Linked DNA regions of Homo sapiens: region 2 is linked to region 1. A link is an interaction called in ENCODE POLR2A ChIA-PET data of the cell type or tissue named here. Cell type or tissue: PC-9. All regions are shown on one strand.

Region 1 (2,500 bases):
ACAAAAAAATTAGCTGGGCGTAGTGGTTGGCGCCTGTAATCCCAGCTACTCAGGAGGCCGAGGCAGGAGAATCGCTTTAACCTGAGAGGCGGAGGTGGCAGTGAGCCGAGAACATGCCATTGCATTCCAACCTGGGTGACAAAAGTGAATCTCCATCTCAAAATAAATAAATAAATAATAATAATAAAAAAATTAATAAGAATTATCTGTTTTTCCAATTTTTAAAACATTAATCAATTATATCTGTTTGCCATTTTGATCTTCTTTTATGACAATACAGTTACCTAGTTGACAGAATTCCACCTAAAAGCAAAGAAATCTGGAGCTTTAGTTAACCTGTGCAGTCTTTTAGAGGTTAAAGATATAATCATTGCCAATAGGCTTTTTGAATCATTGAAAAAAACCTCACAAACCTCTTTCCCCACCAGCTTTACCCCTGTCATCACCACCATCATGACTACTTTCCTGACCCTATTGGCCAGGGGTTATAGATTCAAATTCTTACAGATTCAAATTCTTACAGTGAAGAATTCAAATTCTTCACTCATTGATCAAGCAGATCAATGAGTGAAGCAGGCTAGATGTACAATAATAGGGAATGGTGGGGACTGTGGCAAACAGAGAGCACATCTGTGTCCAAAAGAAGGCTGATAATTATAATCAGGGACAGATCTTCTGATTCTTTTTTTTTTCTTTTTTTTTTTTTTTTAAGACAGTGCCTCGTTCTGTCAGGCTGGAGTGCAGTGGCACAATCTTGGCTCACTGCAACCTCCACCTCCTGAGTTCAAACGATTCTCATGCCTCAGCCTCCCAAGTAGCTGGGATTACAGGCATGCACCACCATGCCCGGCTAACTTTTGTATTTTTAGTAGAGACAGAGTTTCACCATATTGGCCAGTCTGGTCTTGAACTCCTGGCCTCAAGTGATTCACCTACCCTGGCCTCCCAAAGTTCTGGGATTACAGGTGTGAGCCACTGCACCTGGCCAGATCTTGTGATTCTTTAAGAGAAGTCAGAGATCTGAATTTTTATGTGTAATTCCTCTAATTTAAAAATGTTTTTTGTTTGTTTGTTTGTTTTAATCCTGAATGTCTAGGAGTAGAAGAATCCTATATGCCATCCTCTGGCAGGTAGGTTACAACAGTGTTGACTTGGGCTTTCATTGTCTCATGGAGATTTTTGTGAAACAGCTCTTGGAATTCTCACTCATTGCTTCCCCAGAGATCAGGCAAGATCATGAGGAGCTAAGTCAGGGGACAGTTAGTTATGGTCTGCTGAGGACTTTATGCACATAATTTGACTCTGTAAACAATCCTATGAAATGGTCATGATTGTCGCAACTTTGGAGATGAGGACGCTGGGTTCAGAATGCATAATTAATGTATAGAGAGTGACTAAGCTGAGATTCATACCTGGGCTGATCCAAACCCTGGGACTGGAGTAGGAAAGAGGATATCACAGAAGGGGTAAAGGTTGAATAATAAAAACTTCACCTCTCTCATAATATGCTGAGATATCTCATAATATGCTGAGTGATATCAGTACAACCCCACTTCTAATGACCCTCAGAGAAATTATTTCTGGAAATAAAGGAAATTTACAATAATCTTAGTTGGAGAGCCTTTTGGAAATGTTACAACACTCCTTGAGATAATTTGCAACACCCTGCAGTGTTGCAGGACTGGAGCTGAGAATTGCTGCCCTAAATATTTGCTTGTCCTCCTAATGATAATAATCACCAAGTATTACTCTTTGTCAAGGGGTTTGCATAGATCATTTCCGATCTTTGCAACAACCTCTGAAAGGTAGGCGTTGAAGCCTCCATTTTATTGGCAAGGAAAAGGAAGAGTTGAGAAACAATATAACTTAGTGTAATAACAGTAGTGCAAGCCAGAATAAAATTCATCTCATTTTATTTTAAAAAATCAAATCATGATTAATCTCATGCCAGAGACTATAGGGAATAAAATTGACACATTAATCACAAATTTCCTAATACTCAGGTAATCTTTTCCCAAGAGTCTATCTCTGCAACTTCAAGGTTGCTATGTGGCAAACAACTTACATCATGGGTTGTTTACATATACATACTGGTGGAAAACATGGCGAACACTATTGTAAATTCACAAAAAAAAGTGAGTTCTCAGAAAATTGTATATATATACATACACACATATATATACACACCCACATATATGTACATATACAGATATATATATAATGGAAGAACTTCAGATCTATATATATATACATACACACACATATATGTATATTTTTATTTATGTGTATATATATATATATTTATATATATACATAAAAAATGGAAGATCTGGAGTTCCTGCCAACATATCCCTACAGTAAAGTGTTGCTGTGGAAACCCATGAATTCCTGAATGATTTGTCCTTACTTCTTCTGACACTCCTGATAGCAGCACTAGTGCTAGCCTGTTTAAATTGTAGTTAGTAATAACAATCTCATATTTTCATGTTACTGTATAGTT
Region 2 (2,500 bases), 170 kb before region 1:
AAATAAGATTGAGGTTTAAATGATCCACAGATTGGATAACTAGCTAACGAATACTCAGGAACTGGCTTTAAATCCAATATATACAGCCATGTCCTGCATGCTTTGGTACTAATCTTCTCCATTTTCACTTACAGTATGCAATCATCCTTTTGTTTTGTAGAATTGTGTTAAATTGCCTTTTCAAATCTGAATAGTCAAAAATCTATCTTTTTACAAGTGAAACTTAGGTTTGACAGATTCAAATTCTAAACCCACCTGTCCTCAGTGTTTCTTTTGCCTTTTCCAAAACACCACTAACCTTCATCAGGTTAGGTATGTATTAGCATCTGATGAGCAGCTCAATACAGATCAGAGTTATACTGGACACAGATAAATGCCCAGGCAATGACTATAGTCTCCAATCTTACTGAAGACTTTGTGCTACCCTGTGACAGTGCCTGGGTGTGGCAAATGAAAAGTATTAAATAAATGCTCTGTAGACTACTAATATAAATCCTCCTCTACCAGATATATGAAAAAGAACAATATGCCAATAGAATTAAAGCTTCATGAAGGAAGGAAAAAACTGCTCTGTCTTATTCATAGATATATGCCTAGCACCTAGTATACAGCCTGGCACATAGTAGATGCTCATTAAACTTCTGCTGAATAAATGAATGAACACGAGAGCAATCTCTACTACTGGTTATTCTATACTCATTGTATTCATATATTCATCAGGACAGTGTAAGAGTAAAGGGAAATGGCCAAACACTAATTCTTCACAATACTGGGATTCAGTTAAATTTAATTCATCTTATAGGTGGGTAATGATTCATAGACCTTGAAGTTCTCAAAATACAGAAAGTTAAAAAAAAAAAAAAAAAGAAAGAAAGATGCCTGGAATAAATAATATTCTAGTTATTGCTTAGTTGACTCATAGTGACATGCTTCCAACCTGGGCATCAAACAAGACACTTTAGAATAGACATCAAATCCTGATCCTCATGGCCTTAGGTTTTTATTTAGAAGGGGAGTTAGGCTGAAGTAATTCTACAAAGCCAGTTTCAGTTTGTGGTAGAATTTCTTGGGAAATGTTTTCAAGATAGTTTTTCCTTTAGAGGAATAACAAAAGTATTAGTTCATGAAGCACACAGAACATAGAAAATGCATAGAAAGAACATTCTTCATTCTCTTTACTTGCTAAATAAAGCCAAGCCCAAAGCAATGCAATCTATTTGATGTGTTAGTAATTTATTTTTAGATCCTAGAGTCAATGTTGGCCTTGCTGCCTTTACAACCAAGGAGTCCTTATGAAAAAGAAATAGTAATTTGGCTATAGTGTTGAAATCAGCTTTTTGTTCAAATGTATACACTATAGTAGGGTTTAGAGTGTGGGCTCTGGAGATAGATCTAGATTCAAATCTAAGCTCAGATTTCATTGTTTTTATTAGCTGACAAATATCCTACTCACTTCTAATCTTTGAAAAAGTATGTAAAATAAGTGTGGATTAACAACAACTCTGCTACCAGCAATTTCACCGCTAGGTATATAGAAACATTCTGCGTAAAAATGTTCCCAGCAGCATTTATAGAAAGCTCTTACCTAACATATAATGAACACTCTTATGTCAGCTATCAAAATTATTATTAATTAGCAAAAATTAGAAACAATGGCCATCATCAAATGGTTAAACTGTGATAGTCATAAAATACTACATATGAATTACAAATGAATATACCAGAGTTAAATGAATCCATAGCTGAATCTCAAAAATGTTAAAGAAAAAGTTGTAGAATAACTATATTATATATATACTATATAACATAATAGAATACTATGAATTGCTCAGGAATATAAACATGCAGTAAGAATATATGTGGATTATGGGGTGGGAGAAAGTGGGGTGCCATAAGGGGCTTCAGTGGAATGAGTAATTATCATTTTTTAAAAATGGGAGATAGGGTCATGGGGGTTCATGATATTATTCTTTGTAACTGTCTTAAATATTGCCTAATTAAAAAATTTTTTTTTATTTCTATTTTTTTTAGAGACAGGGTTTCACCATGTTGCCCAGGCTAGTCTTGAACTCCTGGGCTCAAGTGATCCATCCGCCTCAACCTCCTAAAGTCCCGGGATTACACGCGTCATCTACTGTGCCTGGCTACTCCCAATATTTTCTTGAAACAAGTGGATGACTTACAGAGAGCATAAGCTTCAAAGATAAGAATGTATTTTCCATACATTTAATATGGTAATACACTAGTTTCCCAAAAAAGTACCAAAATTAAAGATAGCTTTGATAATTAATAACAAGGATACACAGTGCATTAGATACCCTCTAATACAATAAACACCAGAAAAGCAGTATGTATACCTGGCACCTGGGTAGATCCACAGGTCCATTTAGCAATTGAAAAACACAAGAAATACATGCCACACGGGCAAATCAGCCACCTTTTCCCTACACTGGCTGAATTAGACACTTATATTTTTGATACAAACTTATTCTGAAGTTCT

Evidence for each region. ChIA-PET counts read pairs that join two places held together with the same protein. Peaks named below come from ENCODE experiments on the same cell type or tissue, not always from the same donor. Only the 100,000 strongest peaks of a DNase experiment are listed, where the experiment ranks them.
Region 2: POLR2A ChIA-PET joins it to region 1 with 5 read pairs; 5 of 35 experiments call an interaction of 5 or more read pairs at or near these places.

What each region holds. Positions count from the first base shown.
Region 1 is chr17:30,311,294-30,313,793 of GRCh38, reverse strand. LOC105371721 (a long non-coding RNA gene) reads left to right here. Exons shown (of 3, transcript XR_934656.2): 2 at 1,097-1,130. Among named protein-coding and RNA genes, the nearest start is that of BLMH, 21 kb to the right of the region's middle. In PC-9, no CTCF peak of the experiment used is centred here; DNase peaks (open chromatin) are centred at 1,333 and 1,693; H3K27ac peaks cover 1,022 bases.
Region 2 is chr17:30,481,494-30,483,993 of GRCh38, reverse strand. All of the region lies in intron 2 of GOSR1 (golgi SNAP receptor complex member 1), which reads right to left. Among named protein-coding and RNA genes, the nearest start is that of GOSR1, 5.3 kb to the right of the region's middle. In PC-9, no CTCF peak of the experiment used is centred here; no DNase peak of the experiment used is centred here.